2 separate regions of the Homo sapiens genome follow, and region 2 is linked to region 1. A link is a loop called in an ENCODE intact Hi-C map of the cell type or tissue named here. Cell type or tissue: heart left ventricle. All regions are shown on one strand. Links, peaks and the distances in the headings refer to the core of each region. The heading gives the core; the rest is flanking DNA. Region 1 has its middle 190 kb from the start of LINC00670. Region 2 has its middle 130 kb from the start of LINC00670.

What was found. A loop is a pair of places that touch in the nucleus more often than their neighbours do. Peaks named below come from ENCODE experiments on the same cell type or tissue, not always from the same donor. Only the 100,000 strongest peaks of a DNase experiment are listed, where the experiment ranks them.
Region 2: a loop joins it to region 1, with 3 times the contacts of the local background. A loop is called at or near these places in 6 of 110 quality-filtered maps.

What each region holds. Positions count from the first base shown.
Region 1 is chr17:12,357,108-12,372,508 of GRCh38, reverse strand. No RefSeq gene overlaps it. Among named protein-coding and RNA genes, the nearest start is that of LINC00670, 190 kb to the left of the region's middle. In heart left ventricle, for the core only: no CTCF peak of the experiment used is centred there; no DNase peak of the experiment used is centred there; H3K27ac peaks cover 387 bases.
Region 2 is chr17:12,414,738-12,430,138 of GRCh38, reverse strand. No RefSeq gene overlaps it. Among named protein-coding and RNA genes, the nearest start is that of LINC00670, 130 kb to the left of the region's middle. In heart left ventricle, for the core only: no CTCF peak of the experiment used is centred there; a DNase peak (open chromatin) is centred at 7,298.

The sequences.
Region 1 (15,401 bases), core at 3,147-11,146:
CTGAATACAATAAGCAATCAAAGCAGTGGCTACCAAGAGGTAGAAGTGGTCCAGTCAAAGCAGAAGCGGACGGACGGGTCAAGAGCAAGGATCGTGGCCAAGGATTTTGTGGGATGCTCAAGGCATTTTGCTTGCTGATTTCTAGAGAGCCAAAGAAAAATAACACTTGCTTATTATAAGAGTGTTTTGAGAAAGTTAGCCAGATCTTTAGCAGAGAAACACCCAGGTAAGCTTCCCCAGGAGAATCCTTCTCCACCACGACAATGCTCCTGCTCACTTGTCTCATCAATCAAGGACAATTTTGCAGGCATTTCGATGGGAAATCATTAGGCATCCACTTTACAGTCCTGATTTGGCTCCTTCTGACTTCTTTTTGTTTCCCAATTAAAAAAAAAATCTTTAAAAGGCACCTGTTTTTCTTCAGTTAATAATGTAAAAAAGGCTGCATGGACATGCTTAAATATCCAGGATCCTCAGCTCCTTAGGGATGGACTAAATAGCTGGTATCAGCACTTTAAAAAGTGTCTTGAACATGATGAAGCTTATATTGAGAAATAAAGTTTGTATTTTTTTATCTTTTAATTTTATTTTCCACAAACTTTTCAAAGTACCCTTGTATGTAAGGATTACTACCTTCATGTTACTTAGTGCAAGTCTCTACATTTGTGGTGGGTGGCCAGTAAATGTTCATCCAATTGAACTAAATGCTTAGTGCCAAATGAATGGTCTATGCAGTAAACAGTCTACAGTTTCAGAGGAGAGAAACTCACTAAAGCCTGCATTGGTCAGGCATGGGAAAAGAGGTTAGATTCAGCATCATTTCCATTTACAAATCCAAGAGGAAGGCATTCCCCAAGGAGGGGATGTCAGAAGCACAAAATTCAGAGTAACGGAATTAAGAAACAGTTTTAAGACTGTTATTTATCCTGCCAGCACAGGGAGCCATTGACATTTTTGTCAGGGGTGTGAAATGTACCAAGTTCTATTTTAGGGATATGCATTTGAAAGGAGTATGGATTCAAACACAAACGGGCAGTATGATGTATTAACAGTCTATATTGTAACAGTTCAGATCAGGCCCAGTGTTCTATAGAACAGTGAAATGTACCAAGTTCTATTTTAGGGATATTCATTTGAAGGGAGTACGGATTCAAACACAAATGGGCAGTATGATGTATTAACAGTCTATATTGTAATAGTTCAGGTCAGGACCAGTGTTATATAGAAGAGGGAATTGGAGAGAAGGGATAGGTTCTGCTCTGTGAAAAGCCTATACATTAGTCCTCCATTATTCAAAGTTTCTCTTTCTGCAGTTGTCACTTAGTAGCCCTCTCTGTTATCAGATCTATTGCCACAATATTATGGAACTTGTACTCAAGTAACCCTTATTTGACTTAGTAATGACTCCAAAGCACAAGAGTGGTGATGCTGGCAATTTGGATATCCCAAAGGGAAATAATAAAGTGCTTCCTGGGCTGGGCATGGTGGCTCATGCCTGTAATCCCAGCACTTTGGAAGGCTGAGGCGGGCAGATCACCTGAGGTCAGGAGTTCAAGACCAGCCTGGCCAGCATGGTGAAACCTCATCTCTACTAAAAATACAAAAATTAGCTGGGCATGGTGGCTGGTACCTTTAATCCCAGGTACTCGGGAGGCTGAGGCAGGAGAATCGCTTGAACCTGGGAGGCGGAGGTTGCAGTGAGCCGAGATTACGCCACTGCACTCCGGCCTGGGCAACAGAGTGAGACTCTGTCTCAATAATAATAATAATAATAATAATAATAATAATAATAATAATAATAATAAATAAATAAAGTGCTTCCTTTAAGTAAAATGTGACCTTGGCTAGGGTCTGTTACTATCCATAGTTTCAAGCTCCTGCTGAGGGTCTTGGAAGGTATCCCCAGAGGATAAGTGCAGACTGCTACAGTGTCCTTCCCCACCCCAAATCCCTGACTTCATTTTTCTACATCAGTTCAAAGACATGCACCTGACACCTTCCTCTCTCTGCTTCTCCACGGCCACACCATCGTCAAGTCTTGTTGATTTTACATCTTAACTCTCTCAAATCATCTGCTATGTCTCTTTGTTGCCACCGCTTGCATCCTTTCCCATCTGGACTGTCATAAGTTCTCAGCTGCTTTTCCACATCTTCTCCAGCCCCCTTAAAATCTGTTCTTCAAATCAAACATTGGATGATTTTAACTGAAATTATAATATTCCCTTTCTCTCTCTGACACACGCGCGCGCGCACACACACACACACACACACGTACCCTACAGGTTAAGTATCCCTTATCTCAAATGTTTGGGAGAAGAGGCATCTCCAATTTTGGATTTTGAAGTACTTCCATATACATAATAAGGTATCTTAGGGATGGAACTCAAGTCTAAACATAAAATTCCTCTGTGTTTCATATACACCTTATCCACCTAGCTTGAAAGTAATTTTATAAAATATTTTAAATTATATTTTGTGTATGAAGCCAAGTTTGTGTACATCAGACCATCGGAAGGCAACCTCAGCCACCCATATGGTTCTACGTGAACACTCAAAGATTTGGATTTTAGAGCATTTTGGATTATTTGGGTTAGGGATGTTCAACCTGTACTAGTATGCTGTAGCTAGTAGTTGCCAGTAACTAGTCATTGAGCTGCTAGGATATCCAGGCACAATTGTAGACATCGAAAACAGCAATTTTCCTTGCCCCACAGAGGTACTATCTAGTACAGCAGGCAGAAAATAAAGAAAAGAGTAAAAAAACCAATTCAGTTATGAATAAATATTAGCATGAGCAATCAAGCAGGATCAAGAGATAGAGCAGGATGAGGAAAATTCTTCGGGCCTGGGGAGCCAGGGGAAGTTTCCATGAGTGGTACATTTGAGCAGGTGTTGATTAAATACTTAACAATGATGTAGGGAAGGATGGAAAGAAGAAAATTGGGGGCTACAGCACATCCACCTTCGCATGCTGACTGTGGTTTCACAAGGGATTTACCTGATTTTTGGAAGAATTTTAAACCTGCAGCTTGATTTCAATCACTATAACTTCATTTATGCTGTAAGCACTGAGAAGATAATAAACATTCTCCCAGGAATCAAGTGATCAGGTTTGTCTGGTTAATTTTAGAATGCTAAAAAAAAAGTTGGACTGCAAGAATAGGAACTATATTGGAAACTACATTCTCAAGGAGACCTTTTTTTAGGTAAATAAAAGTCACTTGGCTCTTAGTGACTGTATTACACATAGTTTCCTCAGATTTTTCTAGTACTAAACCCTGTGGAAATATATATAACTGACTTAGAAAAATAAAATGTGGCTCTTATTCTGCCTGTCCCTTTGTTGCTGTTGGTTTTTCCACTTCTAGAAGCTTTCATAAACAATTCTCAGGGCAATTTAAATTAGAGAAAGAGCCTCCAGCCTCTGGACCACACCTCAGCTTTCAGTGTAATTCTAGAAAACATGTCACAGTCCAAATAAGAAAATTAACACATTGTCCCCTATTAAAGCCAATTTTTGCCTAAATAAATGAAATATGAACATTTTATGTCCAAATGTCTTGGGAATTTTAGAAGATTACCCATTGTACAAAATAAGACCTCTTCTCAAGAGAGTTGGCTTTCTGGTATATAGATAACTTCATAATAAAACTCAGTATCCTATTTTGACAGGATATCCCAAAAAAGATCCTTCACAAAGGTTACTCAAGTCCCAAGAGAGGAACCATAATTGGGGTTCAGTTAAGAAAAAAACAGGAGGCCAGGTGCAGTGGCTCACACCTATATATAATCCCAGCACTTTGGAGGCCAAGGTGGGTGGATCTCTTGAGGCCAGGAGTTTGAGACCTGCCTGGCCAACATGGCCAAACCTGTCTCTACTAAAATAAATAAATAAAAAATAAAAAGTATCCAGGTATGTTGGCACACACCTGTAAATCCCACCTACTCAGGGAGGCTGAGGCACGAGAATTGCTTGAACCCAGGAGGTGGAAGTTGCAGTGAACCAAGATCATGCCACTGTACTCCAGCCTGGGCAACAGAGCGAGACTCTGCCTCAAAAAAAAAAAAAAAAAAGAATGGTTGTGTTAAAACTCATTAATATAAGAAACTTTAGAGCTGTTGTAATCGCTTTGTAAAATGTGAGATGAATACCAAAAATGCCAGAAGCTTTGAATAAACCATTCCATGCAATAAAAAGGATTTTTTGCAAATGGAAATGCAAATGGGACAACAGAAAAAACTCCAGAGGTTGTTTGTTACAGATATGCAGCATTTCACAGAACAAATTTTACCTAAGAAACATGTAATCAAGGGGTGTGGAGAAGGGGGAAAAGGGTGATAAGTTTTTTCCATTTTAGAAGCAGGTCATTTTTTCAATTTAAATTTAGATTTTTCTATTAATATATTATCAGTAGGAAAGCTATTCCAAAAATAATTTGAGGAACAAGTTGTAAAAGACTCCAGAGCCAATTAAAAAAAAAAGACTATTTTTTAAAAGACATCAAATAAGTTTGATTCTGGGAGTAATGAAAATGTTCCAAAACTGTGGTGATGGTTGTATAATTCTGGAAATATACTAAAAAACATTGAATTGCACACTATACGTGTTTTAAATTAGTCGATTGTATGGTATGTGATATATGTGTATATTTTACAGAGTTTTATTTTAAAATATTTGATTGACAGATAAAATGGTAAATATTCAAGGTGATGATTTGATAAATGTATACATTGTATATTGATTGCCACAATCAAATTGACGAACACATCCATCACCACACATAGTTACCATTTGTGGGGGTGCTCACCAGGGACACTTAAAATCTGTTCTGTTATCAAATTTCAAAGAAGCAATACAGAATTATTAACCATAGTCACCATGCGTACATTAGATCCAGAGCACTTATCTATCTTGTAGTTGAAAGTCTGCACCCTTTGACCAACATGTCCCCAGTTTCTATGTGGTCAGAAGCGAGGCTGGCCTGTGAGAATTTCAAAGAACCCAGATGCTTACGGGGACAGATTTTTAACAGATCCTTGCGTAGAGTAGACCTTGAGATGAATTAGGTAGGATCCAGGGACAGTGAATCTTTTCATCTCTTTTATTTTCCTGCTTTTCCATAAGTCTGCCCTCCACTGCACACCATTCTTTTCCACAGTTGTCAATGTTGTCTTGATGATCTAGTCTTCTAAATCGTTCACAGTATTGAATTAAATATAGCACGAACTACCTGTTACAATTTTTTTAGTTCTCGATTCTCTAGTTAAAACGCTTCGCTTGAAAAACTGCTTATCGGCTGGGAGTGGTGGTTCACGACTGTAATCCCAGCACTTTGGGAAGCCAAGGCAGAAGGATCGCTTGAGCCCAGGAGTTTGAGACCAGCCCAGGCAACATAGCGAGACCTCATCTCTAGAAAACATTTTCAAAAATCAACTGGGCACGGTGGCACGTGCCTGTGGTCCCAGCTACTGGGGAGACCGAAGTGGGAGGATGGTTTGAGTACAGGAATGTTGAGGCAGCAGTGAGCGGTGATCACGCCACTGCACTCCAGCCTGGGTGACAGACAGAGGCTTCATATCTAACAAAAAAAAAAAAAAAAAAAAGAAAGAAAGAAAGAAAGAAAGAAAAAAAGGAAAAGAAAGAAAGAAAAAAAACTTCTATGATTTTTATTTCCTGACTTTTAAAAATGAAAAACTATGTTGCCTTTTTTTTCTGAGCAATAATAGTGTGTGCATGTGTGTGTGTGTGTGTGTGTGTGTGTGTTTCAGGAAACTTCAAGAAAGGTGCCATATGAAACATCTCAGAGTTTGATTTTTTGTTAATCTATAAACATGTTAGTTGGGGAGTTCAGTCAGGAAAACAGAAACAGACAGGTCATTTTCTTGATTTAAACGATGTCAAAATTATTTCTGGGTCTCAGATATTTGCGAGGAATCATGAGTATTTGAGCTCTGGCCACATGAAACTCATTTCACATTATACTCAAACTTCATAGACATGGTTCCTCCTTAAATAGGACCATGCCTTTAAAACCCAGAGTTTCAGACTTAGAAAACAATCTCAACCAGAGGGAGAATTCTTGCGAGGTCAAGAGACTCAATGTCATAGACATCTATGGTAGTGAACTTCTTTCATAAATCTTTGCCATGTAAATGAAGTCACCAAGCTTACTGGAAAATGCAGCTGAAACCCCCTATTTTATAAGATTGTGGTAGATTTGTTGGAAGGGGAATATGAGGCTTACTCCTCTCCTTTCCTCCCTCCCTCCTCCATGTAGAACAAACTGGCTCCAGGAGAAGCACTCCCCAAAGGTCCATCATTTCGTGAAGGCCTTTTTTTTTTTTTTCAGGCATGAGCTCATCACTTTCAGTTAAATAGTAATAAATGATTTGTAAGGAGCAACTTACATCAGTCCTTATAAATAACCACCCACTGCTGCATTTGACTTCCTTGAAATGTTGAGTCAGAGGCTGGATGCGCACAGGGTACCAGCTCTGCAATCTCTCAGTCCCTTGGTGCCAGACAAGTTCGAGTAAGCCTCAGAGCCTGCCAAGGGGACAAGGGCACTGCCTTTCACAGATACAGAACCTCTTTAGGCCACTAAGCCCTGGGTAGAAAAGGCAAAGGCAGCGTGGACCATGTTCCTGGGGTCATTCAGTTGCCATAGACTTTTCCTATTGCTTCTGCCATCAGTAAGTAAACTCTAATCTCCTTTCTACTCTCAGAGCCCTTCATAAACCACCTTTCTCACAGGCTGCTCTCAAGAGTCCTCAGATATAAAGGGCAGACATTCTCATTGTCAGCTACTTTGGGGAAGGCACTTCGTATCCCATACTGAGCAGTAATGTGTGCCTCCCTTCTCTGCTGCTGAACTGTGCGGAAAGCGAGTGACCTTAGTTACAAACAGGGCTAGAATTCAAGGCTTTGAAAGGGCAACACATGGCTTTTCAACTTAACCTATCAGGCATTGACCCCAAATTTTTATCAAAAAGAATGACTTATTAGAAAGAAGGTAAAGAATGGAGGCTGAGCATCAAAAGAACTCGACTTGAGGTTTCTCTTCACCCTTTACTAACCAAGGCTCTCAGCAGTCTTGCTCCAACTTGGCCAAGACATGCAAGCCCTGGACACACAGTGTCCTCCACTGTCAACTGAGATTGTCTAAAATGCCCCTTGCGCCCATCTCACAGGCTTATAGAATCACATGAGAGTGCCAGCACACTTTGGATATATAAAGTGGTGTGCAAATGTTAGGTAGATAGACCACAAACCCACGTAGGATCTGAAGCTATTTCCAACACACAGATACAGAATTCGTAGCTCTAGACTCATAGTGCCCATCCTGCAGTAGATTGAATTATTAATCCCAATCCCGTATGCCTTTCTGCAACCATGGTCTTGACTATATAACTTTGCAATTCTTTCAACTAAAGGCAGAGTATGCTTCCCCTAGGATGACCAACTATCCTGGTTTTCCCAGGACTGAGAGATTTCTCAGGATGTGGCTTTCAGTGCTAAAAACCAGGGAAGTCCCTGGAAACTGGGATGGATTAGACTCTTCCACTTCTTGTATTTGGGCTTGGCCAAGCAACTTGCATTGGCCAATGAGATTCTAGCAAATATGACATGGCAAAGTTTGAAATATGTTTAGGTGGTGATATTTGAGCTCCTGCACTTCTGCCATTGCTATGAAAAGAACTTTCCTCCTCTGAGTAGCTGCTGTCCTTTCTACCTAGGTCCCAGAGTGAACATATATAAAACAGACCTAACTGTAACCTGCAGCCCAGATGGGCCAGTCTGGATATAGCTTAGATTAGTCAACTCCCAACAAACACACAGATATGTGAATAAGAATTAATGTTTGTTGTTTTAAGCCACTGGCTGTTGGAGTGATTTGTTACATAGCAGTAGCTAACTGATATATATCATGTTTCTTCTGTTCAAGGCCACCTTTTGCTTTCTCTGTTCTCAGCAATTTGCCCTGCATTTTTATTATTTATTTTGGGAATGATAGATAAGAGAGATGGTTTGGCTCTGTGTCCCCACCCAAATCTCATGTTGAATTGTAATTCACAATGTTGGGGGAGGGATCTGGTGGGAGGTGACTGGATCATGGGGGTGGATTTCCCCCTTGCTGTTTCCCTGATAGTGAGTTTTCACAAGACCTTATGATTTAGAAGTGTATGGCATTTCCCCCATCTCTCTCTCTCTATCTCTCTCTCTCTCTCTCTCTCTCTCTCTCTCTCTCTCTCTCTCTCTCCTGCTGCCATGTGAAGATGTGCTTGCTTCCCGTTCACCCCTGTGCCATGATTATAAGTTTTCTGAGGCTCCCCAGCCATGCCACCTGTACAGCCTGTGGAACTGTGAGTCAAATAAACCTCTTTTCTTCATAAATTACTCAGTCTCAGGTAGTTCTTTATAGCAGTGTGAGAACAAACTAATGCAATAAGTCATGTTTTGTGGCATAGACTTCTCAGCACCTCTCTGTCTACTGTACAGAAGAAAAATGCTAACTTTGTGATTATTTGTTTTATAAATTGGAAGAAAGAATATATTAATGGATGAGTGTAAACCTCAGACACTTGGTGGTGTTATGATATATTCCCCTCAAAGAAGTATTCTGGATATCAGAAAGTGAATTCTTACAATTTTCTGTTGCTGGGACATCCATTTCGAATACAGGTTTAACTTTCTCATAGCAGAAGCAGGCTCAGTCACCTCGGCAGTTTCCAGTTCTACATCACACCCAAATGGCTCGAACCAGTGCCAGACATAAGAACTCAGAAGCATTTCTTCCACCTATCAGCCTGGGCTACCCGCTTTCCCACTGCTTCCTTTAAAAGGACCATCTCAGCCTGGCGTGATGGCTCATGCCTATAATCCCAGCACTTTGGGAGGCTGAGGTGGGTGGATCACTTGAGGTCAGGAGTTTGAGAACAGCCTGGCCAAAATGGTGAAATGTCTCTACTAAAAATACAAAAAAATTAGCCGGGCGCAGTGGTGCACATCTGTAATCCCAGCTACTTGGGAGGCTGAGGCAGGAGAATCACTTGAACCCAGGAGGTGGAGGTTGCAGTGAGTCGAGATCCTGCCATTGCACTCCAGCCTGGGTGACAAGAGCAAAATTCCATCTCAAAATAATAATAAAAAAAGAACCATCTGGCATTTGTTCAAAAACATCAAGTGACCCACATCCTGCTCCCTCATATTTACTACCAATTGTTATGCATTTCTCTCTCTCTCTCTCTCTTCCTGACTCTTCATTCCTGCCTCCTGTGACCAAGGGAGGGAGGGAGGACTGCCCTCCCAACTCATTGCTTCCTCTCTGCCCAGGATCTGTAAGTAAAAATCTTTTAACATGTTTCCTATTGCGGTGGTGTACTGAATCTCTGCCTTCCACATGAAGAACCAGGGGCTGTCCCAGGCCAGGTTTTCCCCCAGGACGCTGAAGAGAACATGAGGTCAAGCTCCCAGCCGAGAGCAATGGTCAGGCAGGCATAAACTGGACATGGGTCAGACAAGAGCCACAAGGGCATCTGCCAATAAAAACAAGCTTCCCATGTGAGGGACCCCCTGGTCATGGGTCAGACAACTAAGCATTAGGCTGTCTGCCAGGTGAAAGAAATATCCGTGAAAGACAAACTGCAGACTCCAACGCCCATCTCCCCATCACTTCCCATTAGGGCAGGCTTGCTAGCCACTCTGGTACTGGAGATCCAATTTAACTAGAGGGTCTCAAAACACACGTCAAAGGAATAAGCTTGTGATTCCAAAAGAGTAGATGCTTAGAGACACGTCTGACCCCATGCTCCGTATCTTTTCAGAAACACCTATTAAATATAAAAATATGGAAAATTCCCATGAGTGCCAGAAGCTTTGGATAGGCATAATCATTTGTCCCTAAAATATTCATGTTCACTTAGATTTTTTAAAAATCTCTTTCTCCTCTTTTGCAGTGTAGAAAACTTTGTAATACTTGAGCTGCCCCTCTCTTATTATTTTTGTGATGTCAATTTCAGCTTTCTTAAAAAGTAAATTTCCGTAAGTCCTCCAATACCAAGCAGGCACACAATATAATTAATGATTATCATTATGTCATTGTTAAAATCATGCCTCTAATGTATATAAAATAACTTGGGTTATTCATGATATATTCAGAGGATATGTCAAATCAGTATGATCCTATTTGGGGGAACTATCTCTGTGTGCATATAGGCATAGACAAGTTACAGTTCAATGTGGTTAGTAGCTGGGCGCAGTAGCTCACACCTGTAATCCCAACACTTTGGAAGGCCAAGGCAGGCAGATCACATGAAGTCAGGAGTTTGAGACCAGCTGGCCAATATGAGGAAATCCCGCCTCTATGAAAAATACAAAAATTAGCTGGGCCTGGTGGCGCATGCCTATAATCCCAGCTACTTGGGAGGCTGAGGCAGGAGAATCTCTTGAACCCAGGAGGTGGAGGTTGCAGTGAGGCAAGATTGCGCCACTGCACTCCAGCCTGGGCGACAGAGCGAGACTCCATCTCAAACAAACAAGCAAACACAAAAAAAGTGGTTATCACTTGGTGCTACAAATGTATGTCATATTTATTTTCTTCTTTTCACATGACCTTGTTTAATTTTTCCAAAAATCATGAATTTATCATGTAGGAAAAAATCTAAAAAAAAACAAAGCATTTTAGAGAGTAATGCTTCACCTTTCTCTTCTCTTTCCCAAGACCCTCAGGGGCTGGAAACCCACCTGCTCATCTGCCTGCCGTGTCCCAGGCCAGTCCTCTCTCTGAAGCCCAGAATTCCATTTTCCTTGACCTTCCCAGAGTGACTCCTGAACTTTTACTCCATAGCCAGGCTGGGCCTAGACCTTAGGTTCCTCAGACTTCTTGATGGATGAGGAATGAGTCTGAGAAGGCATGAGGCAGATGGAGAGAGAAAAGAGAGGGTGGGTCCTGGGCCCTGACTCTGGGGTGGGCATTCAGGCCATGGAGATCCTATTGCCAAGGAATCAATCCAAGACCTTTGTTTCTTAAGGTGTGTGTGTGTGTGTGTCTGTGTCTGTGTGTGTGTGTAGGATTAATTCAGTGTCAGAGAAAATTGTTAACATTGGCTTTGTTTCTGGGTTGTTGGAGCCCTAACAAAGAGGAGAAAAATCTGTAAAGGCTCAGCTTAACTGTGTAAAGAAACACAAATTACAGGCATTTACGTGATCTGGTCACCATTCATTCGAAAAAGCCTCCCAGCACAATAACAATTATCCATTTTGTTAAATATGTGGATGTTGCCAGATTAACTCTGTTGTAAATTTTAATTAATTGCAACACAAAACTGTTGGCCTGTGCTCAGACATCACAGTTGGCTGTCCCTGAGGCATTATCATCTGCTCCCAACTTTGAGAAACTTCAGAGAACAGTGATTGTAATGGCAAGATGAGTCCAAATGCTTCAGACCACTTAATTGCTATTTATGTGATTATCACTACGGTAGTGACCCAGTAAATCTCCCCAAAATTTAAATAACAAGGCTGTACTAATTCTTCTTCAAAAAGCGAAAACACATTTCTTATTTTTTCTAGCATTTCTCTCAATTACTTATGGGTCATCATTTTGCACCAATATACCAACCAGATGGCTTATATTCATCTTATTTACACTATTTTTCCAGCCAAACAGTATTAATCCAACAGTATAAACTGATCGATGTAAACTTCTTGCTGCCCAAGACCTACAGCAGCCGATTCTCTTCCTTCTTGCCCCTGGTTGGGTCACCTCATGGTCCTCCATCCATCTGTCCAGTCTCTTCATCCTCAAACCGTTTCATGCCTCTCCAGTGTCTTCTCTCTTTTCCACTGAAGCCTTTGTGGGTGGTCTTCACAGCCCAGGCTTGGCATCATCTCCAGTTCAGAACATGTCTTTGTCTTGATGTGGGCTAGTGAAAAGACCATTTGCTGAAACAGAACCACCCACACATATGGAGAACGTGACCCAGCAGATGGATGATTCTGGAACTTAAAATGTCGATTGGTCCTTCTCTTATACATTTACTGCCGTCACAATGGTCATGCTAAGTCAATCAATCAATGCATATTTACTGAGAGGTTAAGAAGTGCCTAGGATTTTACTTGGACTGTAAGAAATACTAAAGTAGCATAGCCCCTTATCTAGAGAACTGTATATTTACTCGGGACAGAAGAACTTGGAGGCAGGGAGCAGGGGAATGAGGAGGGAATTAACCTGCAAGAAACAAATAGAGAAAAAAATAACACACATGCATGCATGTACACACACACACACACACACACACACACACACACACACACACACACACCCCTACCTCAGTCGGATTGGCCACACACACAGTAAGATACAGTGAAGTAGGACAGAGTGAGAGACAAGCAGCAGGTAATCTGAGTGAGCTGTCCCACAGCCCACATCGGTTAAGGGCATCTTGCCATCCTGCTTTCTTGCAACTGTTCCTTGTACCACCCATGCCCATCTTTTCCACTCAGCTTATAAACTCTTCCAAGGCAGGAGGAGCAGCTCGGATATTTTCCCCAGGCTCCAGTGTTATGAAGCCCAGTATTAGTCTTTTAATTCATTTCAGTACCAGCCCCATGCATAAATCCTCTCAAAACATCGTCTAATAGGTATTCTCTAAACAGAAAGAAATGAAACTCGAGCAGTCTTTAATTTGCTGATTTTTCCAAATCTTGCACACAGTTTATTGCAAAACAAGTCATTGAACTAGATCCTTTGTTAAACCTGCTTCAAATCTACTGAATTACATCTGGCTCCTTGTTTTGGACTTACAAAGAAGTAGCCAAATTATAATGTCCTTTCTTCCCCCGGCAAGAAAAGCAGCCATCAAATGAAAAGAAGGGAATACAGTGTTTGTTGAGGGCTGTGAGGAAACCCTTTTCCTAAATGTCCATTTTGGATGGCACTGGTTTCCTGTTTAAAATTTGTTTTCAAATGTAAATGTGAGCCCTAGAAAAAGTAATGTTATTATTATTTGAGGGGGAGACAGAATTCTTGATCAATTGTTCTGGCAGAGGAAAAGGAAAGGGGCAAGGAAGGGGAATTAAAGGAAATGACAATCCATCATGAAACGGGCCACGGGGAATGCAGCAAGTGAGGATGCTGTAGGGCGCTGAGACATCAAACATGACTGACCACTCAAAGGTCAACCACAAGACGCTTGGGAACTGGAGCAGACACTGAGAGCGTGTGCCCAGCCTCTTAGCAAGAGCCTGGAAAGAAAGGGGCTTGATAAAGAAGGGTCAGTCAAGAGGGGGGAGAAGCATTATGTCAATATTTAGACTACCACAGAGAGACAGTCGAAACCTGGAAGAGAGGGGTGGATTTGTGGTCCAGAAAGAAAGAATGAAGCCACCCGAGGCTCAGTGTGAGGAAGCAAGTAGGTTCGCCTGAGGCCGACTTGAACATTCTACATCTACACTAATGCCTTAAGTTACACTGAACAAGTTCAAATAATAATACTACAGGGTTAGTTTGTACCTCCGAGACTTCCACCTACTATAATACAATATTTTCTGTCTCACAACTAGCAATCTTCACTATCTTTAGAGAGGAAACTCCTAGATCCTTGGGTGGTGGAACTTGAGACATTGCAATTTGGGCTTCGCCTGAAGCCATTTCCTCCAAGAAGTGTCTGTTAAGAGTGCAAATAGCAGCAGCTGTGTCTATACACTGGTGATTATAGCATTACAACCACAGAGGACCCTGGGCTGCTCTGAGTAGCGTGTGCTGGGCGTCCTCAGACTGGCCAGCCGTCGTCGGAGAAGGGCCAGGCGCAAGAGCAAGCCACACAGGCCTTGGCAGCGCAGGCTGGCCACCCGGGGCAGAGCTCTGGAGGAATGAGCCTGTGATGAAACCACTATAAATCTCTGTTTAAAAATCCTTGTTAAGTTTTTTGTTTTGTTTTGTTTTGTTTAAATGTTGTTTAAACATCTTTGGTTCTGGAAGGGAGGCAGGCTCTTAGAAATCAGTTCTGAAGAAGTCCTTGACTGAAGCCGAGTGTGTCTGATGAAGTATTAGAATCTTGATAAAGAAAACATTAAACAGAAACTTAAGTGTTTAATGTAAAAACCTGGCAGCTGTGTGTTGCTTTTACTTAGTATCTACCTGCCGAGAGATGGAGGTTTTTCCCTTTGTTTTGGTTGGAAAATTCCTCTCTTTTGATTGGAAAAACATTGTCAGTGAGGTTCATTTTTTTTTTTCAGTATAGAGATCCATCTTTCTAACTGTCATGTGATCGGTTTGTATAGCTCAGAAAAAATGCACAGGCGATCTCAAAAACTCGGGAGCATAATTAAGGGCCAGTGAGTGTCTGCTCTGACTTACTTTTATCAGTCTAATGGAAAAATGCACCCATGGCTAAGAAAGAGAAAAACAATATAGACAGCTAGAAGAAGAAAATCAAAGCAGTGTAAAAGCTCATGATGCCAACATGACATTGAAGGTTGAAAGTCAGGAGTCCGTGTGTAGAACAGTGCCTGCTATACAGTAGATGCTCAATAAATGTTGAATGAAAGAGAGGTCGAAGCTTGAGAATAAGATAAATGATGTTATAGTAAGCCAATTCTAACTAGAAAAGTGTAACATTCTTGGAAAATGCTTTGCATATTTTTATATATAGAAATGCTTTCCAAACATTTTCATGTCAAGGCATACATGGGTAATAATACTAGGTTGGTGCAAAAGTAATTGCGGTTTTTGCCATTACTTTTAATGGCAAAATAATAGTACAGTGAGTTAGATAAAATGGGATTCACACAGACAAAGGCAACAAGCTCAGGAGCTGCAGCCTGGGCCCCTGCCACCACTCTAAAAGCTGACAATCAGTATCCTGGCAGCTCTCTGCTACCTCTGCACCACACCATTCATGCCTTAGCCCACTGTCTGGGGAGCTCTATGATGGCAGGTCTTGAGATCTCTGCTTTTAACTTTCATAGTGTTTCTTTCATAAAGAAATGCTTGACATACAGAGTGGAATAATAGACACAGGAGACTCCAAAAGGTGGGAGTATGGGAGGGGGGTGAGGAATGAAAAATTGCCTATTGGGTACAACATTCACTATTCAGGTGATGGGTGCACTAAAAGCCTAGACTGCACCACTATGCAACATACCGATTGATCAAAGCTGCATGTGTACCCCCCTAAATCTATAAAACTTTAAACAATATAAAATTTTAAAAAAGAATGACAATCTCTCCATGCTTGAAGCCTCATTACCACCTAATAAGAGCTTCTCCTAATTATAAACAAAGCATCTCAGAGGAAATGAGTTATCTCCCAATAAATCTCAAAACGTACTTGCCCCAATATTATTCTCACCATTTTCCCCCTACCACTCAATTTGCTGTACATAACACTTTTACCAA
Region 2 (15,401 bases), core at 3,935-11,934, 57 kb before region 1:
TAGTCCCAGCTACTTGGGAGGCTGAGGCAGGAGAATGGTGTGAATCCGGGAGGTGGAGCTTGCAGTGAGCTGAGATCGCGCCACTGCACTCCAGCCTGGGCGACAGAGCGAGACTCCGTCTCAAAAAAAAAAAAAAAATGGAGATGGAGAAGGTGAGTCACCTGGAGACCAGCAACAGTGAGAAGCCGTTAACATCTCTTGACCAAAAGGGACAATGGGAGGGAATTGTGTGGGAGAGGATGAAGAAGGTGGAGGTATGGAAGAGGCACCACCTGTAAGGTGACCTGTCTCTTCCCCTCTTTACCTCCTGTCTCTTGCTTATGGCTCCCATCGGTCAAATCCAGTGGAAAGTCAGAGGTGAGGGGAGCCCAAGTGATGCAATCCATCGGAATCAGTCTTCCAGGGAGCAGAAAGAAAGAGAATGGATCCACGGGGTAAATGGATCCATTGGGTAAATGGAGAAAAGCCAGCACAGTCTGATACACAGAATGACACCAAGATGCCTTGTGAAACACAGGAGATTTAGAATGGGGGATGCCTTGTGCAGAGTCTCTGTATTTCTGTGTGATTTTCTAAAACCAGAAAAGAAAACTTGGGTGGCCAATCAAGTACCTGAAAAGAATGTGTCTGTGTTTTTTAAATTTTTCAAAGAAATTAAGAAATTTCCATCATCCTCCCCAAGGCTGTGATGTCAGACTGTTTTAGTCTCAGCTAAGCTACTTCAAACATTGTCACGTATTTCTATAAACTTGAGCTATGGGAGTTCTACTTTCACAGTTTCAATATACAACGTGGAGGCAAAGACTGTATCTATATGTCACGGATGTTCTGGTCACAAGACACACCACCGTGCAGCTGAAAGGCAAGCCAACAGGCCGAGCCAGACCAAGCTGACCTCATTTTGCAAGGCTGGCTTTGGGGGATTTTATTTTAAAACCTGAATATTTATACAGTTTGCATTCTTTAGGAGGTGATAGAGTCTATTAACCTTCAAGAGCTCTCATTTGCTTTATCTTTTTGCTAAGAGAAGACAGCCTGCCTGGCCGGGAGGACCTAGCTGACTTGGCTTAGTTTAGCCATACCTGTTGTTATTAAACACAGAGCAGAATTATTTTAAGTTCAATTTTTACATTAAACATAATAATTTTGCTATGTTTAGATTCCTGAGAGTTCTTTGGACACTATGATTTATTTCGTCGTTCTGATGCCGCTCTGCCCCGACTTTGGAATTCCTTGTTCTATGCTGAGGGAGTTAAAGGGAAGGGGTGAGTAAGGGCCAGCTGCAGCAGAGGATAGGATAAGAAGAGGATGTCCCCAAGTCCTCTGGTCCCCTGTGGAAGGGATGAGAGGAAGAGGCCTAATTACTTTGACTAGAATCAGGACAGTACAGTTGAGAGAAGTAAGAGGTTATCCTTCCTTCCATTCTCTTTCCATAGATAATTCATTTGAAATCTAGTAACTTTGGCAGAATTATTTTCACAGCCTTTTTGGCAGTTTCTAGGCCTACAGCATAGGTGCTGGAGTTATTCTGACCTACAGTGGACATTCAGGTCTTACCTGCTGCATGACCCTGGGCAGGTTACTTATCTTCTCTGATGGTCACGCACCTCTTGCTGCCCAAAGATGACGCGTGCTGCACAGACTGGTGCTGAGCCGTGCACTGTGCATCACTGGCCATGCCGAAGGAAGCATGTTAACTGAAAGCTGTCAGGCATGGTGGTGAGTACCTATACTCCCAGCTACTTGGAGGCTGATGCTAGATGATCACTTGAGCCCAGGAGTTCAAAGCTGTAGTGAGCTATGATCCCACCACTGCACTCCAGCCTGGGTGACAGAGGGATCCACAGTCTATTTAAAAACAAACAAACAAACAAACAAACAAACAAAAAAACTGGGCTGGGCGCGGTGGCTCACACCTGTAATCCCAGCACTTTCGGAGGCCGAGGCGGGCAGATCTCAAGGTCAGAAGTTCGAGACCAACAACCAACATGGCGAAACCCTGTCTCTACTAAAAATACGAAAATTAGCCGGGCGTGGTGGCACGCACCTGTAATCCATTAGTCAGGAGGCTGAGGCAGGAGAATCACTTGAACCCGGGAGGTGGAGGTTGCAGTGAGCTGAGATCATGCCCCTGCACTCCAGCCTGCGTGAAAGACTGAGAGACTCCATCTCAAAAAAACAAACAAAACAAACAAAAAAACCCTGAAACCTTTTTAGCAGCTTGACGTTGCTGCAACACCCAAGCACGTGATCCTTGAACCTGTCTCATTGAACAGGATATGGACCAAAATACAGGTGTGTGACAATATGGGGAAGGAAAAAGCAAAAACATAAAACAACAACAACAAAACCCACCTGGTATTTCTCTAGAGAAAGTTCCAGAAGTGCTGGTACGGATGGTGTCATCTACCTCTCTCAGAGAACGTACGTGGATCTTCCCCTCATCCCTTCTACGGGGGACCAGGGGGCTTGGGGACATCTTCTTCCCATCCCCCCCATTATACAGCAGGGAGTGGCATATTGTAAGTGCTCAGGAAAGGTTGGTCCCTCCATTCCTCTGTTTCCCAGAAGACTCAGAATCCTGCAGTCAATACACGAGAACCAAATTCTTATCTCGCTCCAACAGAAAATATGAGGATGAGCCCTACCAACATGCTGCATTTGGAGTCTCTGGGAGGAAAGATGTGCCTGTGACGCTTGTCACCAAATTGATTGTGAACCCAGCAGGGTCCAAGTAAGAAGCCACTCTTCTGTCACCCTAGGAGGGGCCCCATCCCATGGGATCCATAGACAATATTTGCTCCAAATCAAGCTTTCATTAATATAGCCATCCTTCGTATCTATGGAGGATTGGTTCCAGGACCTCCTGAAGATACCAAAATCCACAGATGCTCAGGTCCCTTATATAAAATGGTGTACTATTTGCATATAACCTAGGCACATCTTCCAGTATACTTTAAATCATCTCTAGATTATTTATAACATCTAATACAATATAAATGCTGCGTAAATAGTTGTTATACTGTATGTATTGTGTTTATTTGTATTTGGGTTATTTTTTATTGTTGCATTATTTTTTAAATATTTTCGAGGGATTGGTTGAATTGGCAGATGAAGAAGCTACAGATCCAGAGGGCCAACTGCTTAATGTGGTCATTTCCAAGGAGCTGAGAATTTTTCCCCACTGAATCCTGGATTTTCACTACAGGCAATTCGATCAATTGCATTGAACTACCTCATTTAGGCATCATTTAAAAAAAAAAAAAAAACCTTTGAGTAGCAAAGAGGAAACAAGGGTTCCCTGTAGGGGACACTGAAGGCCAACTCCCTCACTTTTCATCACAACTACGCCTTTGGTATATTTCTTTTTTTAAAAAAAATTTATGTTTTGGAGCAGTCTTAGTTTCACAGCACCATTGAGAGGAAGATGCAGAGATTTCCCATATATGCCCTGCTCCAAACATACACAGCCTCCCCGATTATGAACATTCTCCCACAGTGCTACACTTGTTATGACTGATGAACGCACATTGACACATCATTATTGCCCAAAGTCCATAGTTAACATTAGGGCTCACTCTTAGTGCTGTTCATCTTATGGGTTTGGACAAGGGTATAACCACATGAACCCACCATGATAGTATCATACACAGAGCTTTCATGTATTCTTACTTTGGACTCTGACATATACCTCAATTATGAGATGTCAAAGGTGCAGGCAGATTGCTGATCCAAAGCGGCATAAAGTATTCTTTGGACCATGTCTAATCTTGTGGAAAAAAAGAAAACTTTCCAATCCTATGACAAGTTTGCTAATGGAAGAGAAGCTTGTCTTGAAACTGCCTGGCTCACCGGCTCCATCAGTGTCGTCTTGTACATCTCGCACGGCACATGAAGAAGACTGAAGGAACTTGGACATTTTGGAAAGCTGGAAAGTTCAGCAAAGCCCTGACCAATATATTTGCTAAACCTGCTTTCCAATGACTGCTTGTGTACACCACTTCAGAGAGAAATAATGAGCATGAAATTCAATTATACAGGCACCTACTTAACCATCTCAACCAGAATTGTGTCCCTAATCTTTTATTTTGAAGATAAAGTGAAAATCTAAAGCTACTCTCCTTATGACAGCATTTTATTCTCTTTGTAACTCGGCCAAGAGAATTCCCTTCAACCTAAGGCTCTAAACTTCAAAGTCAGCTCTCTTCTTAGCTGCTGTCCTGCTTTTGAACCTGAATTTATGTTGTCTGTATGCTGAGAGGAGCAGACCAGACCTTAACCCAACAACGGGACCTCAGGAGCATGGCCCTAGGGAAATGCTGGGGTGAGTTTTGCAGAGACAGTGGGCACCTCCTGTTCTGCTTGAGCAGCCACTATGCCTGGCAGGAGAGTGGCAGTTGTCCCTATGATATTATCCTTATGAGTTTTAGAAGGCCCTGGTTCAGACATGGTGTGCCCTAGACTTAACTTGAATCTGATGTTCTAGTGCATCCTGAAAAGGAGCTTCTCTGAGGATACTATTTGGCACTCCTTTGCAACCTTCTTGTTCCACCTTTGTATGTATCATTCTACGCACTTGCGCACCACCCACAGGACTCTGATCTCACATCGCCTGCCCTGCTTGTGGGACCATGTCTCATTCACCTATATGCATGAGACAGCACCAAGTGCAACGCCTGGCCCCTGGACATTGCCATTAAATGTTTGCTGAATGGATGTCTGCACAGCAAAGCTTTCAGATACAGTGCCTGTGCCCTCAGGAATGAGGTTATGATGCTTGCAAACACAATACCTAGGGAAATGGCTCTTTCCAAAGCTTTCTTGCTATACTTTTCTTACTATCTCTCATCCCATGAAAACCCAGAGAGTATACCTAACAGATATCCGGAACCATCCATACACCTAAAACACAAATCTGCACTCCTAGAATCATTTAACATCATTTTAAAGAAAAGATGACATTGAAAATACAAGCATTACTGGTTTTCACTTGCAGAGTCTGTTTTTCCAAATGTGAAGATTTAGAATGGATGATGAGTAGAGTTTGTAGCGTTTCTACTGAATGGGAGATAAAGGTGGGCTGAAATGAGTGAAGGAAGAAGTTCAGCTTTTAGGTCAGACTTCAAAAAGAACTTCCGATGGTCTAAGTTCTGATACGCTAAATAAGACCATTAAAGAGCTCTTTCTAAATAAGCTTATGAGTTTGCACTAAAAAAAAAGTTTAATCTAAATGTGGTCCTTCCAAAGCTAAAGGATGGGTTGCCTTCCCTCCTCACTCAAAATGTTCATTTGTCAAAATCCTTCCCATCCTTCAAGACCCACCTCAGATGCCCACAAAATATTATTTTCACCCTCTCTATGGCATTTATGATTCATCAACACATACATATTGAATACCTACTATGTCCAGATACTCTCCTAGTTTTGGGGTACACACAAATGATCTTGAGAGATTAGGTCCCTACTGTCATGGAGTCCATAGTACCAAGGACAGGGGACATCTCAATGATAAACAAGGAAACAAATACACAAAATACCTTTAACTAGTTTTGGATGTATTGGGAAAATAAAACAGGGTTAGGTAATTGAGAGCAACTGGGGCCTAGAGGGAAGTTTCCATGGGATGTGACAGAGCCCTCTGTGAAGAGGTGACCACCAGCCAAGGGCTAAGAAAGCCAGCCATACTTAGAAGAGCACAAGGTCATTCCAGGATGGAAGAACAGCAGGTGAACTTAGCATGTTTGAGAAACACACACGAGGCAACTTGAGCGGTGCTCTCTGAGCTAACGTGAGAGAGGGGAGAAGCAGGCTGCAGCCAGCTGACCTCTGCAGGGTAGGTTTTGGTCCTTTCTTCCTGGCTGTTGTGTAAGCATCTTGAAGGTCCATTGCCTCCCACAGAGTCTTTTTATGGACTAGATGCATGTGATCTCCCAAAATTAATATGTTGAAGCTTTAACCCCCAATGTGATGGTATTTGGAAATGAGGCCTTTGGGAGATAAATGGGGCCTTGAGGCTAAGTGAGGTCAGGAGGGTGGGGCCCTCATGATGAAATTAGTGCCCTTATAAGAAGAGACACCAGAGAGCTCTCTTGCTCTCTCTCTCTTTCTTCACCATACGAGGACACAGCAATAGGTGGTTGTCTACAAGCCAAGAGAAGAGTCTGCAGAATAAAACCTGCCTTGCCAAAACTTTGATCTTGGACTTCTCAGTCTCCACAATGCTGAGAAATAAATTTCTGTTGTTTGAGCCACCCAGTCTGTGGCATTATGGCATAGCAGTCCGAGCTGGCTGATACAGGTCTACTAGGGTGTCTGGCACTCCATAGAAGATATATAAATTCCCTTCAATAACTGAGTCATGGAGGCAGAGGACCATAATTCACATTCCCTCAGTCCTCAGTGGCTCATGCCACCCCGTATAAGAAAGGCCTCCAATCTCCCACTCAAACTTTAACCACGTATTTTCAGGAGATCCTCAGAGAGTCTCACAGCCATCCCAAAAGTGCCACGGCATGTTCTTCCACTCCAGGCTCTGTTCCTTGCCAAGTCACTTTCAAAGCTGGGCCCCACCACTGTCTCTGTAGCTACGACAGGCTGAGAGCGACAGTAACCCTCTGTTCCCAAAGCTATAAGCCACTGAGGTGCCAACATGAGGCTGTGCTTCCTGCAGATGCCACTGAGTTAGTTACAGGCACAGAACTGGGGAAAATCACTTCTTCCATTCAGCGCTTTTCTCACTGGGAGTCCTAAGAAATCCCACTCGTGCCTTAGTGCTGAGTCTTTTAAGGAAATGGATCCTTCAGCTTCTGCCTGCAGCCCCTGATATCATCCACTAAATCCACCTCCTCATTGCATCCGTCTCAGGTAAGCACACACCTGTGGGTGCCACCAACTTGTCATTTATGTCCCCTGTGACCAAGTCCTAATGTCAAGCCACACCTTGAATCAAAGATCTAACACCCCTGAATTCTTGGACCCCACTCATGTCTAGCCATGAGCTCTTGGAGGCTTTCTAGTTGACAGAAAAGAGAATACTGAAGGCGGAGAGCAAACTGACTCTTCCCGGTAAAGAAAGGCCTGTGTTTGTGTGTGTGAGTGAGTGTGACAGTGTGTGAGTGTGTGTGCTCTCTGGGGCTAGAATCAAGATATATGTCCTCATTGTGCTGTTGCCAGTAGACATTTGACCAGCACCCCTACACGTGACATGTGTTTGTTCAAATGTCACACAATTCAGGGTCCGTGTGGGAGCGTGGCGGTGCTGTGACACTGAGCAGCTGAGGACTCCCGCACTTGGCAGCCTCCCCAGCATGCTGCACTGTGGCAGACGGCCAGAGACCTGCACTGCAGGGTGTGTGGATCCGTGCACACAAGTACACTCCGCACACACACGAGCAAGCGCACACACATAAGAGCAGGTGAGGCACTCTGTCATCGGTGGATGCTTCATTTCTTTTATGTAATTTCTACCCCGGCGCAACTGTGCTATGTACAGTCTTGTCCTGGGGTCTTGGTTTCTTTCATGTGGTTCTTTGTGCTAACAAGATTAAATCAGTTCCAATAGGTACTGGTTTAATGGAGATGATAAACTTTTATTGAACTTGAGCACATTAAAATGAAATGTAAGCAATAGGTGATTTTGGCATTTGCCTGGGGTCTCTTCCAATTTGAATAAAGCCAGTATGCCTTCTCTGGAAAATAACAGCTCCAAGCCCGGCTCACTTTATGTGCTTAATTAAAATCTATTTTTGTGGTACAAAAAGGAGCTAAACAATGTAACGTTCCTTCTCTTCAACTATGAAAACAAAGATAGACGAATACTTTCTGCAAAACGGAGCTCTACCTTTTGCACAAAGAGCAGGTAATGCGCTGCTTTTGTTACAGCAGCCTGTCTGCTAATCCGTGATCTGTTTTGTCTGTGAACGGGATTATCATGGTGGTTTATTGAATAAGAGCCAAAAACGACGTTAAGTAAACTGTTTACACGAAGCCACTGGGCTGAAAAATCCAAACTCAGACTCATTTCAGGTTTTAACCACAGTAAACTTTATTATAGTTTCAACCGGACAGTTAAAACCTTTCAGGGCCTGTGCAATTGCTGAATGTGTAAAACACGAGACCACGGCTCTCCGTAGAAATTGGGGAAGTGTAAATATCAAAGTCAGCCTCTGAAGGTTGCCTTTCTCTGCAGCTCTCTGTGGGGCTTTCACTGGGGCCCGGATTTCAGCCAGGCTCCACGGCCAGGCCCCTGTCACTGTCTTTGCCAGTCCTGTAAGTCAAGAGAAGGAGGTTTGGCTGTCCAGTGTGGCAGGGGGCAGGCATGGAGCCTGTCACTAATCCCTAGCCTGATTCCTCGGGGCAGACATCTTTATGTCTCTAGGGGGCTGGCAGGAATACACCTGCCCTCTTCTGACCTCCATGGTGGCCGCCAGTTCGAAAGGGTCAAAATGAGTTTTTTATTAATGTCTACTCATGCCCTTTGTGCATCTTAAATTCTACTCTGGGGCCAGAACATTTCACAAGACGTGCTTTGATCTGTTTGAAAACAGACAAAAGACCAAAAGAATAGAAACATCAACCAAGGAAGCGCAACTTTAACACATTGTTTTGTCTCCTTGTGGACTCTGCAGAGAAAGCCAAATGGAGCGTTCCCGTCTGTGTGCAGCATGTAAACAGAAGTAACTCTAAAGATCACTTCTCCGGGACGTTTTAGTTGACAGATCAGGAAACTGGCACTCAGGAAAATGTTTCTGGACTGTTAGATTTTTTTTTTTCTGAGCTCAACTTTCCCAGAATTGTCTTTTGCAGTCCCTTGGACTACAAAAAAGCTCTGTCCTTTTGACCTCATACCAGTAATCTTTTAACTCCCTTAGTCTTCATTCATTCATTCATTCATTCATCCATTCATTCATTCAAGGTCCATCTAGGTGCCAGACACCGTGTTAGATGTGGGCAATGCAAAATAAGACAGGGCATCCGACCTCAAGGGCTCCCAGGCAAGTTGAGCGACAGGTGGATAAACAGGTAATTATAAAACTGAAAAACACATGGTTAAATAAAGGAATTGAGTCTCCTGGGAAGACAGGTGCCTCTTCTCCAACTCCTTCTCAGCTCTTCCTGCTCTCCTGACATCTAGATGCTGAAGGTCCCACGGACTCAGTCTAGGCCTTCTTTTCTCCTCTGTCTACACTGTTCCCCTGGGTGATCTCCTCCAGGCCCAGAGCTTTGAATAATTCTATACTGATGACTCCGTTTTTCTGTCTCCAACTCTGACTCCTCCCTGGAGCTCTACCTTCTTATAGCCCTCTTCCTGTTTGACTAGATCCATGTGACTGATTAAAAAGACATCTCAAGCTTATATCCAAACTGTAACTCCTGATCTCCGCCTGTCCACAATGCCCACTTCCTTCCCTGGCTTTCCCCATTGGCCCAGTTGTTCTAGGAAACACCCAGGAGGTAGCTTTAACTCCCTTTCCCCCCGACCCACTCCACATCCAGTTTATCAGCCAGTTCTCTGGGTTCCACCTCCAAGTGGATCTGGAGCCACCCTCTGCCCCCGTGGCCCTTGAAAAAAAAAATCCCTCTTCAATTCCTAGCACTTCCTGCCTGCATTCCTACAATAGCAGACCTGTCCTCCACTTCCCATCTGCTTTCAGATGGAACAGCAGAAGAGTGATCTTCTTAACCCTTGGATGATATAACACCACTCCTCCACTTGAAATCCCCCAAAAGGATGAAACTTCCATTTTTGATAGCGTCGGAATAACAGGGACTAGCCTTATGCTCTAGTATGAAATAACTAAAACACTACACAAAGAGTATAAAACAATGGTATACAAAACATTCAACCGAGATTCAAAACAAAGGAAGAGTCCTTCGATTGCCCCAGCTACTGCCCCAAGAGAATTTGTTTTGTTTTTGTTTTTTTGGAGACGGAGTTTCGCTCTTGTTTCCCAGGCTGGAGTGCAATGGTGCGATCTAGACTCACCGCAACCTCCACCTCCCGGATTCAAGCGATTCTCCTGCCTCAGCCTCCCAAGTAGCTGGGATTACAGGCATGTGCCACCACACCCAGCTAATTTTGTATTTTTAGTAGAGACGGGGTTTCTCCATGTTGGTCAGGCTGGTCTCGAACTCCCGACCTCAGGTGATCCGCCCGCCTCAGCCTCCCAAAGTGCTGGGATTACAGGCTCCAGCCACCGCGCCTGGTCTGAAGAGAATTTCTAGGGAAACCAGGCAGGGCTTGGTGGCCTTGTGGAGCTGAGGAGACAATACTAGTAGTCTGGGAGGCCAAGGAAGTCAGAGTTGTGGGATTCAGGGGAGAACGCTGGAGAAGAGAGAGCTGCAAGACAGCTCCTGAGACCTACACAGGGTCCCCTCAAGTCTTGTGCTGAGTGCTGCCCAATGCATATCTGTGAGGAAACAGAGGCCAGGGAAAGAACTACTTGAAAAGATTAGAGGGAACAATTCTTTTTTTTTTTGAGGCGGAGTCTCGCTCTGTTGCTCAGGCTGGAGTGCAGTGGTGCAATCTCGGCTCACTGCAAGCTCTGCCTCCCAGGTTCATGCCATTCTCCTGCCTCAGCCTCCAGAGTAGCTGGGACTACAGGCTCCTGCCATCACGCCCTGCTAATTTTTTGTTTTTTAGTAGAGATGGGGTTTCACCGTGTTAGCCAGGATGGTCTCAATCTCGGGACCTCATGATCCGCCCACCTCGGCCTCCCAAAGTGCTGGGATTACAGGCGTGAGCCACCAGGCCCCGCCCCTAGAGGGAACAATTCTTTAGAATTCACATGAGACTGGGAATCATTCCTGTTTCCACCAGCTGGAGTGGAAGACCTAAAGATGGGCCTCAAATCAAAGACCTTAGCTTTCTTCTTAAATAAACTAGAAAAGAACATGTTAAACTCCAAATAAAAAAATGAAATAATAAAAATAGGGCAAAATCCAATTAGATATGAAACAGAAAACATAGTGGAGAAAATAAATGAGATCAAAGGGTGGTTATGTGAGAAGTTCAATAAATTTAATAAACCTCCAGCCAGACTTATCAACTTTTGGGGTGAAGGGGATGCAAACGAAAGATATTAGAAATGAGAGATCAGTAAAAATGAGACCTCACTAAAAATTATACAGAAAGTAAAAGGATGATAAATGCTTATTGTGAACCACCTTATGGCAATAAATTTGAGAACTTAGAAAAATAGGCAAATTCCCTGAAAAACATATAACTAATGTTTGCTTAAGAAGAGAAAGAGAACCTGAATAGATAATCCTGTATCTATTTTTTAAAGTTGAATTTGTAGTTTAAAACCTTCTAACAAAAAACCCTCCAGCCTCAGGCAGCTTCCCTAGTGAAGTCTCCCAAACATTAATAAGAAATAATACCAGTTAGAATAAACTTTTAAAGAATAGGGAAGAGAAGGAATGCTTCCCAACCCATTTTATGAGGCCAGCATTACTTTGACATCAAATCCAGGCAAAGATATTACAAGAATAAAAAAACCACATACATGCAAATTTTCTAAACAAAATCTTAGCAAATTCAATTCAACAATATATAAAAAGCATAATAAATCATGATCAAGTAGGGATTATTCCAGGCATGTAAGTTTAGTTTAACATTCCAAACAATCAACTAATAGTCTTAAAAAGAAAAAAAAAAAGCAAGATGATCATCTGCAAAGATAGAGAACAAGCACTTGATAAAATACAGCACCCATTCCTGATGAAAACACTCAGCAAACTAAGAATAGAAGAGAGCTTAGCCTGATAAAAGGAATCTATGAAAACCTACAAGCCACACACACTTACACAAGTACATACTTTATGATTTCATTTACATAAGATTCTGGAAAATAGAAACTAATTTACAGGGACATGAAGCAAATCAGTGGTTGCCTGGAGCTGGGGTCAGGTAGGGTTTTGAGTGGGGTTTTGAGGACCATGACAAAACTTTTGGGAATGATGGATATGCTCATTATCTTGATCATGATGATAATTTCACGGGGGTATAATTTGGTGTCATCTCATGGTGTGAGATGATTTGCATGTCTGTCCTCTCCAAATCGCAGGTTGAAATGTGATTCATAATGTTGGAGGTGAGGCCTCGTGGGAGGTGATCGGATCATGGAGGTGGAACCCTCATGAATGGCCTAGCACCATCTCCTGGGTGATGAGTGAGTTCTTACTCAGTTACTACATGTGAGATCTGGTTGTTTAAAGAGTCTGGGACCTCCTCCCTCTCTCTCTTGCTCCCGCTCTCACTGTGTGACATACTGGTTCCCTGTCCCCTTCCGCCATGATTGCAAGCTTCCTGAGGCCCCACCAGAAGCAGATGCCAGCACCATTCTTCATGTAAGGCATGCAGAACTGTGGGCCAAATAAACATGTTTTCTTTATACACTACCCAGCCTAAGGTATTTACTTACAGCAATGCAAGAATAGCCTAACACAATATGTCAAAACATATCAAATTGTGTATTTCAAATATGTTGTTTATTGCATGTCAATTATACCTCCATAAAGCCATTTTTTAAATCCTTCAAAAGTTTAACATTGCTTTTAGAATAAAACTCAAAGTGTCCTCATGGCTCTACATGACCAAGTGCCTACTAATTTTCAAGCTAATCTTCTACCACTCACAAATGGCCCAGAAAAACTGCTGATCAAATGTGCAAAGCTATTTCCTGCCCCAGGTCCTTTGCACTTGCTTCTCTCGCTGCATGGTGTGCTCATTCTCCAGCACCTTATTTAGTTGGCTCTGTCATATTTTCCAAGTCACAGTTCAAATACCAGGTCTTAGAGACCTTTTCTAATCCTTTATATGTTAAATAGATCCCTCCCAGATACTCTTGTCTGCTATTGCCTTATTTATCACTTTTACAGTACTTACACATTCTTTATCTTTTTAGTCCTTTGTTTGCTTGTTTATTCTTTATTTCCCCCAGGAGAATGTAAGCTCCTGGAGGGCAGAAATCCACTCTGTCTCATTCATGCCTCTACCCCTAGGAACCAGCACAGTGTCTGGCATAAAGTACATTCTCAACACATACTTACTTACGAATTAGGGAATGAGAGCAATGAACTGGGAAGAAATTGAAAGAGAATTCATGGAAAAAGTGACATGGAAGCCCAGCTTGGGAAGAATTGATATTAGGAAGGCATAGGGTGAATAGGTGGCCCTTGGCATTGACAGATGCAGGTTCATTCCAGCTTGAGCCTTATAATTATGCAATTCTGGATGAGATATTTTAAATCATCTGTTTCCCTATTTATAAAATAGGGCTGCAAGTAACTATTTTAGAGGGTTACTGTGAGAAACGAATGATGTATATGTAAAGATATGTGTTGCAGTGCCTGGAGTGTGGTAGCGACTCAACAAATGAGTTCTATTTTCTTTCCCAATTTCAGCCAGAAAAACATCAAGGGGAAAATCATGTTTACAAGAAAGGGCATGAAATATGTTATGCACTAAATGTTTGTGTCTTCTCTAAATTCATTTAGTTCCTAACTCCCAGTGCAATGGTATTTGGAGGTGGGGCTTTGGGAAGTGGTTCCATCATGTGGGTCAAACCCTCATGAATGGAGCTAACGTCCTTGTAAAAGAGGACTGAGGGCTGAATGCGGTGGCTCATGCCTGTAATCCCAGCCCTTTGGGAGGTTGAGGTGGGTGGATCACCTGAGGTCAGGAGTTTGAGACCAGCTTAGCCAACATGGCAAAACCCCGTCTCTATTAAAAATACAGAAAAATTAGCCAGGTGTGTTGGTGGGTACCTGTAATCCCAGCTACTTGGGAAGCTGAGGCAAGAGAATTGCTTGGATCTGGGAGGTGGAGGTTTCAGTGAGCCGAGATCATGCCATTGCACTCCAGCCTGGGCAGCAGAGTGAGACTCTATCTCCAAAAAAAAAAAAAGGAGGACTTAGGGAGCTCATTGTCCCCTTCCACCATGTGAGGACACAGTGAGAAGACAGTGGGTCATCTGTGAACAAGGAAGCAGGTCCTCACCAGACACCAAATCACCTGCAGCCTCAATCCTGGACTCCTCAGCCTTCAGAACCGTGGGAAAGAAATGTTTGCTGTTTAAGTTACCCAGTCTATGATACTTTTGTTATAGCAGCTAGAATAGGCTAAGACAACATATTTGGAGGATCATGAGAAAGTTGAAAAATTTAGGATTATAGCTGAGAGAAATGGAAGTCAAAACTGGAAATGCCCCCAAAGCACCAAGCCATTCTGGACTTCAATCTGTGGATCACAGGAAACCATGAAGAATGGGGTGAGGTAGGGAAGAATTAGGCTGGGGTGATCTCAATTATAAGAGTAACTCTAGTAGCTGTGTGACTAAGAAAGTAAAAGGAGGTGAAGCCTGAGGGAGATTGGAAGCAGAGAGAAGAGTCAGAATGATTTCAGTTGTCTAGATTTTAGAGTGATGAAGGGGAGAGCTATAAATTCTGACTAACATCCTAGAACCTCCCCGCCACATGTCTTCTACCTTAGCCATCACCACCTACCTCTCTTAGCATTTCCCAAATAACTCTCAGCATCAAAGCTGAAACTGTGAATTAGGACAGAAAGCTTTTTACCACTGGTAGAAGACAAAATCAAAATAGCAGACCAGGAAAACATTTGAATGGCCAGGAACTTTTGATGTAATTTTTCATACCCAGAGGTTACTGATGACAGCCATGGAGAACTTCCATTCTCTGATTAAGGAGTAAGAGAAAAGAGTGAAATGTTTAAAATCCCCAAGACTACCAAGACACAAAACAAGAGAGTTGGCAGCAGAGACCCAAGGAGTCAAGCCTAGTAAAGAACAAGTGGATAAACTGGTTAATAAAGGACTTAGCATCGGAACATAGAAACCATGGGGTTGAAGGTTGTGAGTCAGGCTTTCCTAGCAACCCTGTTAAACAGGGACATTCCATAACAATGGACTCAACAGAGCGCTGACTAGTAGACCTGGAGGTGGGGTTTCACTATTCAGGAGCAGAGATAGAGAAGCCCTCTTGACAAATAAATACAAATAAGACTTTGCTGGAATTTACTCCCAATAGAACTACTGGGGAGACTGAAATTTTTAAGTTTGAGTTCACGAGACTTGCCCATCAGGGGCTGTGTACGTCTTTCAAGGTGGCATTAGTATTTCTGACCAGCCACCACCAGGAGATCGTTGAACTTACTTGTGCAAGAGCATCAAAAGTGCAGTTTGATAAGAACACCAATGGCCTGGAGGCTGATTTAGTAGGTCTGGAATAGAGCCTGACATCTGAATTTTAAATAAGTCCCTCAGGTTATATTTGATGTACTGCCAGGTTTGAGGACCGCTGATATAGATCATGGCTTTGTCCAAACAGAGAGATTTTACACAGGCATAGAAAACCAAGTGTTAGAGAGTCTAGCCTGA